2 separate regions of the Homo sapiens genome follow, and region 1 is linked to region 2. A link is an interaction called in ENCODE POLR2A ChIA-PET data of the cell type or tissue named here. Cell type or tissue: OCI-LY7. All regions are shown on one strand.

What was found. Peaks named below come from ENCODE experiments on the same cell type or tissue, not always from the same donor. Only the 100,000 strongest peaks of a DNase experiment are listed, where the experiment ranks them.
Region 1: POLR2A ChIA-PET joins it to region 2 with 13 read pairs; 2 of 35 experiments call an interaction of 5 or more read pairs at or near these places.

What each region holds. Positions count from the first base shown.
Region 1 is chr2:40,286,033-40,294,032 of GRCh38, forward strand. The region is part of intron 2 of SLC8A1 (solute carrier family 8 member A1); the gene reads right to left. Among named protein-coding and RNA genes, the nearest start is that of SLC8A1, 160 kb to the right of the region's middle. In OCI-LY7, no CTCF peak of the experiment used is centred here; a DNase peak (open chromatin) is centred at 4,159; H3K4me3 peaks cover 830 bases.
Region 2 is chr2:40,540,057-40,548,056 of GRCh38, forward strand. It overlaps LOC101929667 (a long non-coding RNA gene), which reads left to right. Exons shown (of 5, transcript XR_007086295.1): 4 at 276-382. Among named protein-coding and RNA genes, the nearest start is that of SLC8A1, 92 kb to the left of the region's middle. In OCI-LY7, no CTCF peak of the experiment used is centred here; no DNase peak of the experiment used is centred here.

The sequences.
Region 1 (8,000 bases), 250 kb before region 2:
GTTCAGAACTCTGGGCTGGTTCTCTGTGCTAGTTACTGCTCAGTACCCAGTGCCTAGAATAGTGTCTAGTACACGACAGACAGTAGTAGCTAATAGATGTCTGTCCAGTCAATGAATATAATTCCCTACTCTGGTGCCTGCTGCAGCTTCCAGAGGTGGACTCTTTCATTCAAACTATTTTTACTCCATTTTATCTTCAAGAGAAGAGGCTTCACTATAGGGATAACCCCAGGTTCACAGGAAGGCATCTTCTGTTCAGCTGTTCCTTATTCAAGCTTCCATACTGTCATCTATACAACAAATCAGACCAGGATATGAAAGACAGAGGGCACCTCCTCTAGGTTGCCATTGCCTTAAGACCATTTATTTTGAGAGGTAACCATGCTTGAGACATGCTTATGTTAAGACTACTACATGAATTTTATTTAAAATGCAATCCCTGATTGTAGAAGACAGTTTTGTGACCAGTGAACTCCGTGGATCAGCCTTTGATGGACAAAGAGAAAAGACTTGGCTTCACCTTAACGACTGGTCTGTAAGATAGGAAGTTTAAGTTCTAAGGCAACTGGACTAAAGGCCAGCTTAAGAAACAAAGCAAACCCCTTACACTGGTGTTTCTGTTCCACTGATGACTTTCTCCATGGTCCGGAGCTGATGGACAGCTATATTCACACACACTCTTCACAACCATTCTGAAAGTAATTTTCAGCTGCAACCAAACAACCAGGGACCTACTGTGTGACACATGGAGCAATTGATAATACCAGTGCTCTATGGATCATGTTGTCTTATACATCACATGTGCTTGATTGGTCTGATCAAAGTTATGATTGAACCAGCTCTGCACCTGTATTCGTCCTTGCACGTTCAAGTGAAAGATGATGCAACCACGACAGGCTGGAATCAGGCCTTTGGGCCATCTGAGTGCAATTTGAGACATGGAGTTAGGCTTTAAGAATGACTTTGAGGGTTCTCAAGTAATATCCACCCTCTTTCACAGGAGTAACAGGTCACCTACCTCCCATGAAAGGAATTTAAAACAATTTGGAACTCAGTAAGCAATGTTACACTCAGCTTGTCTGTCTGGCAGAGAACACTAAAAAAATATGTAAGACTCATCATGTTACCAGTCTGTCAGTAAATATTTACCACCTTGAGACAAAAGTATAATATTCAGCATTTGATGTCTAAATTAGTAGAAAAGACAAACACAAATATAATAATTAGAGAACAATACAAGCAAGTTTAGGTGTAGAATTCAGTGGCTGGTTGAGATGTCAGTGAATCAACAGCTTAGAAAACAGCTGTGTTTCCAAAATATGTTGGCAGCAGTCTATACGTGTTCTCAGTGATGTAATAGGAGTCAGGCACTCACAGAAGCTGACATTATCCATAATGACCCTGAATCATAGACTTCAGCATGCAAACTCATGATGTTCTATTGTTCCAATAAGAATAATATCTGGGATGCCAGACATACACCTGCCCAAAGCTCCCTGCAGAAGGCAATCCAATTCCTCATTCTTTCAGCGGACTTGGCAGAGGAATGATGTGTGTGTGTGTGTGTGTGTGTGTGTGTGTGTGTGTGCATGCAGGGACAAGGGGGCATCTTAGCTCAAGCTTACCATACTGGGAGGACAGGGCCATGAAGGCTGGAGTGAGGAACAGGGGAGGATGAGGGATAGGGACTCAGGGATGGGAAACTGGCATGGGGCTCTGCAAGCAGTGATAATGAAGAGACATCCTGGTCCTAGAGGGCAGAGAGGAAGCGTGGGAACTGAAGGCATTTTTCCCTTTGCTCTGCTGCTTGTCACTCACAACACCCTGCCTCACCAAACCCCAGCTCTGATCAGGGCTCCTGCAGGGATTCTGGAAAGAGGAAGAACACGCACGTTATGAGACTTTGATGGGTATTGTCCTGAAGCAACCAGGAAAATAAAAAGAAGTAAATTTTAGTGTGAAAGCAGCTCCTGGTCCTTTGGCTTGGAAACCACTTCTGCTTTCCCCTTCTGCTGTCCTGATCCTCACTGCTTCCCTGCAGACTCTGCAAACCTTGCATACTGCTTCAGGCAAGAGGGTCTGTTCTGGTAATACAAGTGCCTTGGGGTTTGCATTCATGATAGTGTTTTCATGAATTTTCATCTAAAAACAAATAATAGACCCCCTCAAGAATTGTTCCTAGGATTTCACACATATGACCTGAAACTTTAAAATCAACTTTTCACCTGCTGTTTTTATTTAGCAGAATCACATTTTAGGAAAGCTAATCATTTGCTATTTAAAAATCTGAAATAGAGATAAGGTTTTACAATAGGCTTCAGAGGGAATACTTGCTCAACTAAAGGAAAAGAGAAATGGCAGGAGTTCCACCAGGGATGATCTGGCTTCAGTGCAACCTCATCAGTGTGAGATATTCTTGCTGGTCATGGCTTGGCTAATATTCTCCCCAGCCCCTACTCCTCTCCCCTCCACTTCTACCTCAGCTGAAACACCCAAGTTGAGGAAAACTTCACAGGGAGAATAACCCCTGTGTTGTGCTGCAGCCAGTTCATCCTGGGAGTCAGTTATGTATACCTCTCCCCAGTTCTGTGTTTAGTGACTTCATGTTGGTGGCTAGAAATCATCCGCATAGTATTTACATCATGGGTATAGGCAAGTGCTACAAATCAGGACTTTTCCTTGGGGATGGATGTTTGGAGCTAGTTTACCAGCACACCAGTGGGTAAAAGTGAACAAATACTTTTTTGATCCCACAGAATCTTAAAAAATACTTTACTTCGAAAATGTCTCTACTAAGTAATCATATATATATATATATATGTATATATATGATTTTTTTTTTTTTTTGGTAGAGATGGGATCTCATAATGTTGCCTGGGCTGGTCTCAATCTCCTAGCCTCAAGTGATCCTCCCAACTTGGCCTCCCAAAATGTCAGTATGTTGGGATTAGGCGTGAGCCACTGGGCCAAAATGACCATATCTTTTGACTGGACAATATTATCCTATGTTCTATAAACCATATTAGTTTCAGAACTAAATGTAATGCTAAAATACGATGACTGATTCTTTTTTTTTTCAGTCAAATGTATTATAAAACTTTTACGCAATATCATTTTCCCCCTTTGGGGAAAGTAGAGGGATATAAGCTACAAAAGAATAAAAAAGTAGGTAGATTAACCAAATCCTGTTTTTTTTAAAAAATAAGTTACTTTGACAGAGTCTGCTGAAAAATATTGTTAAACTATTTGTAATAATATTTCTGGTCTGGTTAGAAAATTTATTAGTTTATAGTACAATGCAAAGGGAAAAAATCCAACTTCTCTATTCAGGTTACAAATGTGATTTCACATTTGGGAGTTGTGAGAGAAACGAAAAGAAACCTTAACAACTTTCTTGCCAGATTGCTTTGAATCCCTAAATGCCTTATTTTGTAGCCAGCCATTGGAATTGAGCTACTGTCTCCAGACAATCCCATTAAATATATATTGGTTCCCTAGAAAGGTAACAAAAAAAAGTTATTAAAAAAAGAGGAAACAGCCCAGTGCAGTGGCTCATGGCTGTAATCCCAACACTTTGGGAGGCTGAGGCGGGCAGATCACTTGAGGTCAGGAGTTGGAGACCAGCCTGGCCAACATGGTGAAACCCTGTCTCTACTAAAATTATAAAAATTAGAGGGGCTTGGTGGTGCTTGGTGGTGCATGCCTGTAATCCCAGCTACTCAGGAGGGGAGGAAGGGAGAATTGCTTGAACTTAGGAGGTGGAGGTTGCAGTGAGCCGAGATCGTGCCACTGCATTCCAGCTTAGGCGACAGAGCGAGACTCAGTCTCAAAAATTAAATTAAATTAAATTAAATTAAATTAAAAAATAAGGAGGAAAAAATGATGAGATTAGCAGACAGGAATGGGAGATGAGGAAGTAGATTAGAAGACAAACATATTTTTTAGGTAGTTGGTGCTAGGAGAAGTCTTGAGCAAGTGTTTCATTGGATAATTAAAAGGCCTGTAATAGTGAACTTAAAATGACATAAGTCAATTTGGCAGGGAAAGGAAGGAGGAGGAGTTTTTGCTTATTATTTAGTCTCAGGTTGGACTGCCACCTAAACTGTTGGTTCCATTAAGTCAAGGAGACCCCATATCCTCTTCATTACTGTGCCTTGCAAGGTGCCTGGATGAAATGAAAGTGAAAGAATGGGAAACGCAGTACGAAAGGCAAATAACTGCAGCTGAAAAAAAAAAAAGGTTTCTTTGTTTCTTTGTTTTTATCTTGGTTTAGTAGTTTCAGGCAAATTCTGTATCTTCTAGTTGACCCATATATAGCACTGATTCTCACAAAGTTCGGAGATAGCATTAGATTTTAAACTTCATTTTCTTTGCACAACAATTTATTCATCCCCTTCTATAGAATATATGCTTCTAGAGAAGCAGGTGCATTGTCTCAAAGAAAAAGACGGCAGCAGAGTCTGGGCCAGATTTACCATAATGTGCGTCCTGGGAGATCTTGCTGCTGTCACATTTGCCTGGTTAACTATCCATAAGTCCATGTTAAATACTCAAAAAGAGAATTACAGTGAAGAAAAATGGATATTTTAAAAACAGTGGTATCTTTTTTTGGATCCAGAAAACAAAAAGTATTTTATTTGCCAGAGGTAATTTTATGTGTTAGTCAACAGGATTTGAAGGATCCTAAAATACCCATTACTACAGCTATAATAATGAGTAATAACAACTTTCTTCTCTTTATTTCTTAGATGTTTGGAAGTCCTATATGCATATCCCATATGGATATTTCAGTCTATATAGGTATATCCCTGTCTTCCCTTTTGATACATACCAGTTAAAAAACTGAACAGAAAGTTTCAAGCAAATTGGTTAAACTCTAATGGATTCCTCTGGCAACTTTGATGAAAAGGTTTATGCCTATGACAGAAAAGTCCCATCAGTGGGCAAACTTTCTAGACATAAAAATTCAATGTAATCTACAGCAGGTAAATTTTATGTCAATTGAACATCAGGATTGGAATTTCTGGTAGGTGTCTAGTGATCATAGTACAAACTATAGTTTTATTTATAAGGGAACTGGATGTAGGCGACTTCTTTCAGTCTTCTTATCACAATCTTTCTAAGAAGACCCTTCTTTTCAGTCATGAAGAAGCTTTGTGCTGTTGATTATTAGGAGTATTTTCTCAAACAAACTTTCCAGTCTAAAATGTCAAGCCACAGATGAATATTGAGAAGGCTTGTCCAAAGTGTTCAATCAGTGATTTTGAGTTTATGGAAGTCACTGGTATGATGACACAGCTTTATAGCTGAGTTTCTCACTGTGTTCATAAAATAAACAATTTAAAAAGTAAATCAATGCTTTGCATCAACAATAGAAAGATAAGTTCCCCTGCTCATATTCCGAAAGTTTCCTAGGTTTCAAGCTGGGAGTTCCTTGAAAAAGCCCAGGGCGCCAACAGCATGATGTGATCCGCTCCCATTTTTAGATGAGTCACTAGGACAGTTTTACTCAAAGAGGCAGGGGTTTGTGGAAAGAGGAGTGGACCTCTATAAATGGCATAATTTGAATGTGCATTTTGAAAATGCCACATGAGCAAACTTGCCCACCTGCCAGTCCAGAGAAGTACTGCTAAAATCACCTCTGAAAGAACCACATGATCTCAAATATTTAAAGAATAACTTCCAATGTCTCTCAATGCACCTTTTGTTATTTTATGTTAGTGCATTTATCCATTGGATTTTTCAGTTAATATAAACATTTTTATCATATTTTCATTAGATGAGCTAAAATGGATGTACTCTTAAATTTCACTGCGAGGTTGAAGTCATATTCAGTCACAACACCCTGAGTGCTGGACAAGACATCTTTACTTTTTTTTTTTTTTTTTAACACCACGAGCTCTAAATCCTTCCAAGATACAAACCATTAAAAGCACCTTTATAATCAACGTATGTCAGAGATCTAACATCATATTAACTTCTAGCACATGCAGGTAGCTAATTATTATTTTATTTCTAGTCTTTACAAGTACATGGTCAGTTAAATAGAAACCACATAAAGAGTATTACAAGTGGTACAGTGGAAAGAAATTTTAAAAAGAGGGAGGAAAAACTAAACCATGAGACCAATATACAGGGTTCTTCTCTTTCTATGACATATGTGCTCTCATTAGGGCATTGACAAAAGAAAATATATTTTTCAGAACTTTTGTACCCCTGATGCTAATGTACACAAGAGAAGCCATCAAAAGCCTACTGCTGACAAGTCAGACTATTGATCCATCCTGTCTCTCATGATTTCCCCTGCCTCATAATTTGATGGCCTTTTGGAGGCGTGGACAATGAAACTGCCAAACAAACAGGGACTCTCACATAGAGCTTTGGGCTTTGTCTCCAGTGTCTAAGCTAGATTTTTGGGTTATGCTGCTGTGGAACAGCTGCTTCCAGAGTCACCCCTCTAGAGACATACTTGGTCACCTGCCAGGATTTACATGATTATCCATCATGGGGACAAATCTATCCCAGGAAGGCTCATTTCAGAATATAATACAGTGTGGATTGAAGACCTAATGGAGAGAAGTGCACCCACAGGAGTGACTGTGATCTATTAAATCAGTAAGACCTTGGAAGCCTTCTGTCAACTGACTTCAGAAAATAATGGTTCCCCTCTCAACACACCACTGTACTTTTTTATTTGTCTTTTGTTAAGTCATCCTGAGGAAAAGGCTGCTGGACTGGGAGATTTAAGACTTTGAATAGTGCTAACAGAATAGAAAAGGAAAGTTAAATTACGCTGCCTATTCTCTTACCAAACTCTGTAATAACAACATCTATTCCTTCATCTAGTGAACTGTCAGGTAGGGCATAGAGAATACGCATTTGGAAATTGATCTCAACTGCCTTTGAGAAACCATAGATCATGGGAAAAGAGGACCTGTGTGCCTTTCCATCTTAACTCTGGATCACTCTGCTCCTCATTTCAGAGGCCTTCTTTCCCTTCTTAGAGTAGATCTTATTTTGTTGTTGTTGTTTTCTGCCAGAAAATCTTTACACATGCTGTTTCTTCTTCCTTGGAATGCTTTTCCTCCACTGTTCATTTGCCTGAACACCTAAGTTAACTCAGGATCCTCCTATTCAATGTCTATTGACCTCGTTAATTTTTATAGCATTTTCTCACAATCTGCATTTGTACTTTTGGTTCATCTAAAAGTCTCACAAAGGCATGAAAGCCTCACAAAGGCAGGGAACATGGATGCTAACATGAAGTAGGAGTTACATAAATATTTGTCATATTAAAGAATTTTAAAAAATAAAAGTAAATAAATGAAGACTGCAAAAAATTGACAGCCATAACTCTGGATTGTAAATAAAGTTGTATATTGATGCTGCTGTGTCCAGTTAAATAAACCTTAATCTAAACTTGGAGCTTTAGAGTTTGTATACTAGTCACTGGAAGTTTCAATCATTCATGTTTTAAATCACATTTTTCTCAATAGGAGCATATCCTTTAGGTAAAATTTAAACATTGCTCTCTTCCCTTAATATGAGGGACTTAATATCTAGCTTTACAGGGCTTTTTAAGAGCAAGGAAAATCACTCTATTGATGCTAAGTGAAGGGCAGAGAAAGCAACTCTATTAAGCTTTTGACCTAGTTTCTCTCTGGTTACTTCAAGGCAATTGAAAAGTCCTCGATTAGGTGCAATTTGCTAGTGACTATTCTACTGCTATCAGTGCAGAGGCATATAGATGGAATAGGGTATGTAGACTTATCTATGGTATATTCATTTACATAATTTTATGTCATAAAAAACAAAAAAAATCAAACTTGTAACATTACTGAGTCAGTCGTAAAACAGAGTATCCAGATGTTATTTTAGAAACAGCATTGATTGGGCGCAAAGATCAAGGTGTATATGGCAGCTTTAGTGAGTTTGGAGTATAGAAAGTGTTGGGATCAACAGAATCCATAGCAATCAGTTTAAAGTTTTCAATAAAGCTA
Region 2 (8,000 bases):
AAATGAATTACATGCACTTAAAAAGCTTCCTATGATCTGTATTTGTACCAGTGGTTCGCAAACCACATCAGACTCACCTAGGTTTGGGACTCACTCATTTAAATAACACATCACTCACCACCAGGCTTATTTATGACAGAAAGTGAAGTGCGGGTTGCCAGGTAATTTCTCTAGATCAAGGACAAAAGTCACTTAGCCTTTTCTCCAGTCTAGAAATCTGTTTGCTCTGCTAATTGAACTACCCTAATAAAATCAATAATGTCTCTTATCTTCAGTGAGGTAGGAAAGAAAGCCATTCCGAAGTGGCAGAGAAGCTGCTTTTTCCTCCTGCATGCTGCCTGCTAGTGTGGATCTTGGCATAACAGACACTACTTGGCAAAAGGTAAGTGTACCAAAGTAAAAACCATATTCTTGGTGAGTTCATTCATTCCTAATAAAGACTTAGGTCTCTTTTCCTGCAAATATTGTCACTGAGTGAGTGTGAAGAGGTGCCTTCTTATTTTTGGAAATCATGGGGAGTGGGATTAGTGAGCAAGAGGTGAGAATGGGTGACTATCACCACTCTTGTCGCTAAGGGCTAGACTGGTTCATCTCTGCCTCTTCTGTGCATGTAAATAAACACAGTTCCCTGGGAGCCTATGTTAGTTCAGGGCCAAAAAATTAATATGCCACAATTGTATATACTCTTTATTAATTATATATATATATATACATATATATATATATATATAACCTTTTTTTATTTCTTAACATGTTAAAGGAAAGAAGATGAGAACTTACGGAAAAATAATTAAGTTGAAATGTCCTTATTTTATCTAATTCAGCCTGCTCCTCTTCCTCTACTCCCATATCAGTTATTATCATAACCACTTACACAATCACTCAGGTTTGGAACCAACCTATCCAACTGGTCTCTGGGCCTTCTGCCTGGAGGTCCTCCTTGCTCCTTTTCACATTGTATCCAATGTGGTCTTTACTAAGTTTGGATCTGATTTTATCTTTCTGCTGATTTAAATCATTCAGCTGCTTCCCAAAGATTCATGGTTATGGTCAGATTCCTGAGCAAGGTATACAATCGCCTTCAAGATTTGGCATTGCCTGCTTCTCTGGGTTTATCTTCCATCCTTGTGCCATAAGCACCTTCCTCTCCACTCATATCAAAATGTTTGCCTCTTCCAGAACTTGTTGGAGCCTTTAGTGTTCTAATATTATCATACATTTCTGAAAGAAGGGTAAGGGTGTAACATTCCTCAAATATATTTAACTTTGGAACATTTTACAGTAGATGTTATGTAGAACTAATGTTCTGAGAAACACACTTAGGTAAATGGCACTTAACATAGTATGGTATACATTGTAATGTGTATCATGCCATTAAGTGTCTTTCATTCTTTATTTATTTTTATTTTTATTTTTTTTTAAGATGGGATCTCACTCTGTCACCCAGGTTGGAGAGCAATGGTGCGATCTTGGCTCACTGCAGCCTCTGCCTACCGGGTTCAAGCAATTCTCCCACCTCAGCCTCCTGAATAGCTGGGATTACAGGGGCATGCCACCATGCCTGGCTACTTTTGCATTTTTCGTAGAAACGGGGTTTGGCCAGGGAACTCTTGACCTCAGGTGTTTAAACCAGTATTTCTCAAATTTATTTGACTGCATTTCTTTTTCTTCATGGAATACTTATTAAAATCTTGCAAAACTAGACTTCACATAACATAAAGAAAATCTTGTTGGCTGGGCATGGTGGCCCATGCATGTAATTCCAGCACTTTGGGAGGCTGAGGTGGGAGGATGGCTTGAGACCAGGACTTCAAAACCAGCCGAGGAAATATAGCAAGATCCCACTTATACGTTAAAAAACAAACAAAAAAAAATTTAGTGGGGCATGGTGGTGTGCGCCTGTAGCCCCTGCTGCCCAGAAGGCTGAGGTAGGAGGATCGGAAGGCTGAGGTGGGAGGATTGCTTGAGCTAGGAGGTTGAGGCTCCAGTGAGCTATGATCATGCCATTGCATTTCAGCATGGGAGACAGAGAGAGAACCTGTCTCAAAAAAAAAAAAAAAAAAAAGAATGCCCCGGGCTGGGTGTGGTAGCTCACGCCTGTAATCCCAACACTTTGGGAAACTGAGGCCGGTGGATCATGAGGTCAAGAGTTCAAGACCAGCCTGGCCAACATAGTGAAACCCCATCACTGGTAAAAATACAAAAAACTAGCCATGCATGGTGGTGGGTGCTTGTAATCCCAGCTACTCTGGAGGCTGAGGCAGGAGCATTGCTTGAACCCGGGAGGCAGAGGTTGCAGTGAGTGGAAATCGCACCGCTGCACTACAGCCTGGATAACAGTGTGAGACTGTCTCAAAAAAAAAAAAAAAAAAAAAAAACAAAAAAAAAACCAAAAAAAAACAAAACAGAATGCCCCATCTCACATTGTAAGGTCTATCGCATACAAGACAGCTATCTGTTTTGTCTTGTCATTTAAACTTTTTTTAATTTAAATTTTATTTTATTTTATTATTTGAGATGAGGTCTCACTCTGTCGCCCAGGCTGGAGTACAGTGGTGTGACCTCGGCTCACTGCAACCTCCGCCTCCCAGTCTCGGGCAATCCTCCCACCTCAGCCTTCCAAGTAGCTGGGACTACAGGTGCGTGCCACCACATCTTGCTGATATTTTTGTATTTTTGGTGGAGACATATTTTCAATTTTCACCATGTTGCCCAAGCTGGTCTTAAGCTCCTGAACTCAAGTGACCCACCTGCCTCGGACTCCCAAAGTGTTGGGATTGCAGGCATGAGCCACCGCACCTGGCCTAAACTTTTTAAATATACTCATTCACATAAAGTAGCTCACACAGAAAAGTACTGATGTTCTTTCAAAACCATCAGGAACATCAGCTTTTATTTGAATGAACAGAAAATAGAAACTGATTGCTATTCTTTGAAAAGAGGACTCTGTTGTATACATACCATAGCCTTCTGTTAGCTATTCAGTAAAAGTCTTTGATGTTTCTGCAATAAAGCAAAGTGATTTCAAAAAGAAAAAAAAATTGCCTCTGTCCTCATGGCCTCCATAGGTGTCATTCTTTCTACTTAAAATCTTACTTTTTTTTCTCTACCCAGTTAATTTTCATCCTTCAAGATGTTTAAAAGGAATGTTCCCAACCTTTTAATGATAAAGATATATTTTTTTATCTGTACTTCCAAAGCATCCTCAGCAAATATCCTAGCACCTGTCATACAGGATTACATTTGCTGGGGCATGACTCTGTGTCTCTCACCAAATATGAACACTCTGTGAAGGTGAAGGAGCGTGTCATTTTGACTGTATATCCTCCAGAACCTAGAAGTGGGCATGGGATGTAGAAAATGCTTTTTAAATTAAATAAAGAATTGTATGAGTCAATAAAACAAGTAGGTAAATGATGCAAGGAAATATCTGAGGTTTGCTGGGAAGGCAGACTTACAAAGCACACCTTCTTAAGAACAATTGCTCATGGCTAAATAGCTCCTTTTACAATCTCACCACCAATCTTTCCATTCTGTGGAAACCACACTTTTCAGGTCCAGCCTGCTCTCCCAAGTACTCTAGGTGAGGCTTATCTCCCTCCGTAATAAACACCCATTGGATATCACGAATTCTTGCCTAACCAAGCTATCTCATTTCCATAAACCAATTAGCTCAACATTTCCATCTCTTCTGATATTTTTCCCAAGTAATTAGAAAATTCCATTAGTGTTCTTATAGCTAAACATAGAATTCATCAATATTACTCCTTAATATATAGGCAGCTCCATTGCTTCATTAGACTATAATATATAGAAGAAAGACTAAGGGCTGCCGAGTCAGAGACTTGAATGTGAACCCTGGCTTTTCCACTTTCTATCTGTGCCATGTAGGGTGTGTTACTTGTGTTAACGTTTCTCTTTAGGCCACAGGCGCTCTTCCAGAAAGTTGTGCATTACAATATCATCTATGTGTTGTTTTTATAGTATGAGACAGTGAGATCTATAAAGCCTCTAATCTCCCCTAACAAAGAGTAAATTCTCCTAGATAGTAGATCAATAGTAATTATGTGTATCAATATGAAGAATCTTTCAATTGATATTGGATATACCAAATTTCATTTGGTTTCATACTCCTAGATCATAGAGTTTTTGTAACTGCCTGAAGGGGTCACCTTGCCTGCTGCCTAGACAGAACTGATTTATCCAAGGCAGGGGAATTGCAACGGAGAAAGAGTAATTCACGCAGAGCCAACTGTGTGGGACACCGGAGTTTTATTGTTACTCAAATCAGTCTCCCTGAGCATTTGGGATCAGAGTTTTAAAAGATAATTTGGTGGGTAGGGGCTTGGGAAGTGGGGAATGCTGGCTGGTCAGGTTGGAGATGGAATCATAGGGGGTTGAAATTAGGTTTTCTTAATGTCTTCTGTTCTTGGGTCAGATTACTGGTCTGGGTGGTGTGAGCTGATCCATGGAGTGCAGGGTCTGCAAAATATTTCAAGCACTCATCTTAGGTTTTACAATAGTGATGTTATCTCCAAGAGCAATTTAAGGAGGTTCAGACTCTTGGAGCCAGAGGTTGCATGACCCCTAAATTGTAATTTCTGATCTTGTAGCTAATTTGTTAGTCCTGAAAAGGCAGACTTGACCCCAGATAAGAAGGGAGTCTTTTTGGCAAAGGGCTTTTATCAATTTTGTTTCAGAGTCAAACAATGAACGGAATTCCTTCCCAAAGTTAGTTCGACCTATGCCCAGGAATGAGCAAGGACAGCTTAAAAGTTAGAAGCAAGACAGAGTCAGTTAGGTCTGATTTCTTTCGGTCATAATTTCCTCAGTTATAATTTTGCACAGGTGGTTTCATTTTCAATAAATAGAGTATATGAGACCTGAGTCTCTGAGTTGTAGTGGTAGAGAGGTATCTTATTACAGTTATAATAGCATTACGTAAACTTGTCTTAATATTGAGGTCACTTAATTTTTTGACTGGAAAGGGTCTTATTGCTCTTCAAATACAGATGTGGACATAAATGTGAAAGATGGCAAAAGATTCAGGCCTGAGCCTCTGGCTAGATTGTGTTTCCCTTTGCTCAATTCCTTCATCCTTTCTTGCCATTATTTCCATGGTTCTGTAATCCCCTGTCTCAGTACTCCACATTCTGAATTATTTTTGTTCATATCTGGCCCACATTATTATTCATTAGAGTCACTTCTTTGGTCCACTAAATTCAATATCTCATGGTTTTCTTGAAGAGTTAGTTGTGTAAATCTTTTCTCTCTTTCTCATTATTCCCCATTTGCCTCCCTAGATCCATCCTTCCTTTTCCTATACTTTGCTCAGCGGCCTGGAAGATTGACCTCAAAAGCAAAATCACCTGGATTTCCTTGCCATTTGGCTTTCAAATGTGCTCAGCCAATGACAGGCTGGAAAGAAATTGACAGCTGGGAAAAGAGGAAGATTTGTGTACAAGATCCCTTCCACTCCCATCTCATTACCTGCCATGGTCCTAGCAGTGGCTGTTCTTATTATGGCCACAACTACTCTTGGACAGGCCAACATCCACAACTCCATCCTTCAACTAGGCTTCATTAACACTGTCCCTCACCCTTATCTCTTTCTGGGTAGGGGTGATAAAGGTTTCCTGACATCAGAGTTCCTGAGTGCCTCATATATTCTTGTTGGTCCCTGAACCTTGCCCCAACATCAATAAAAAGTTCCTTCATTAAATAATTTTCAGTTGAATCTTTCGTGCTGGGATCTGTCCAATTCGACTTTAGCATACTTTTCGTGCCAAGAAAGTGATAGTTTCTTGCCAGGATTTGGCTCAAAGGGCTCACAGTGGGTGAGGGGATGAGATTACTTATTAAGTGATAAAATGGAGATCACAGTGGTTAACCTGCCTAAGATCACATGGTTGGTCAACTCATGGTCGATTCATTAAAATATTAAAACATAGAATCAGTCAGGCAGTGGATGTAATAGATAAATAAAACACACATGTACCCTTAATAATTTATATTCTAGGCAGGCGTGGTGGCTCACGCCTGTAATCCCAGCACTTTGTGAGGCCAAGGTGGGTGGATCACCTGAGGTCGGGAGTTCAAGACCAGCCTCACAAACATGGAGAAACCCCATCTCTACTAAAAATACAAAATTAGCTGGGCTTGGTGGTGCATGCCTGTAATCCCAGCTACTCAGGAGGCTGAGGCAGGTGAATTGCTTGAACCCAGTAGGTGGAGGTTGCAGTGAGCCGAGATTGCACCATCGCACCCAGCCTGGGCAACAAGACTGAAACTCCATCTCAAAAAAAAAAAGTCTATATACATACACACACACACACACACACACACACACACACACACACACATATATTCTAGTATAAGGAGAAAGGTGTATAACCGATATTTAAAATGTAGCAATAGTAAATACTCAATGCTAAAGGAACCCTGAATTTAATCTAGGCATTGTGGATGAAACCAAGAGAGAGATGGGGAAAACCATGATTATCTGAGTAGAATGAAAAGCATATGTTCAATCTGTCCTCCCTCATCATTTTTCTTACTACCACTCTAATGTGTAAAGTCTAATCCAATCACTAACTGTTTTCTTCCAGGCTGCTTGCAATAACCTCCTGTAAAGTAGTATATCATCTGTGCTTTTCATCATCTAATCCATTCTCTACACTGGGGTCAGAATGATCATTAAAATGCAAATCTGAGACAATTCTCTGCTTACAACTATTTTTTCACTCTCGATTTTCCCTAGGGTAAAAAAAAAAACATGGCTAACAAGTTCTTACATAGACTGCCCGTTTCATGAACTTTGTCTCTAGCTAATGAACTTCTCTTTTTTTATGTTAACTTATATAATCTACTTTTAGTTCCTTGAAAAGTTATTCTTCTTTGACTCCAAGACCTTTGCACGTTCTATTCCCTGTCTTTAATATTCCTCTGAACCGCCTGTCATTTATGTTGATGATTTATATCCATACTTCAAGCATTAGCTCAACAATTACTTCCTTGAGAAAGCTGCCCATGAAAATTCCTAGACCAAACGAGGTCCCTGTTATATGCTGTCACGACACCCGACAGTTACTCTTTACAGTATTTATCTCAATTCTAATTAAGTTAAATGTGTTTGTTGTTCTTATGTTTTTCACTTTTTGAGAACTGGCATGATTTCCGTCTCTTCACTACTTTAGCCTCAGTGTTAGATCCAGTGCTGTACAGGCAGTAAGAGCTCAGTAAATAATTTTTGAAAGAATATGTGAATATAAGAAAACTCAGACTCTGAGAAATCATTTTGCATTAGGGGAAAGTGCAAGTCATTCGGAGTGATGAAACTGACGGGAGAAGACTGCAAAGGGCAAGTCTTGAAAGGGCCTTAAATGCACCATAGGAAATTTAGACTTTTGTCCGTTGTGATAAACAGTCATTATCATTATCATTGTTATTACTTTTAACAAACTTGGACTTGTTCAGATTTGTTGACTGGATGAAGAATAAGTTGATGCAGAAAGAAACTGTAATCAGACAGACCAATGAAAAGAAACTGAAATGATCTGGAAGTCAACATTAAGAGCATACACTAAAGTAGTGCTTCTCAAATTTGGTGCCTATCATAATCATTGGTTGAGGTCATAAAGCCCACAGAGGCCCAGCCTTCTCGAAGTAGGATAGATCCTGAGCCTTTTTATTTTTATCAAGTTCCTCGAGAAGTTCTGAAACCCATACAAGTTTGAGGACCCCTGAAGTAAAGTAAGGCAGTGAGATATACTCTTGATCTGGCTCAATAATAAAAATTAGAAGAGCACAACAGAGGGGTACATTTTAACTATCAGGTATATTAGCTAATGTGGGGAGGTATAACTAGCCCTACAGCTTTATGACTGGCATGAAACTCACTTGTATTCTCCCCAGATTTTGGTGTCTGGACTCTGCAAAATCTATCTCAGTTTGCCACTGAAAGTTAAAGTCAGGCCGGGTGCGGCGGCTTATGCCTGTAA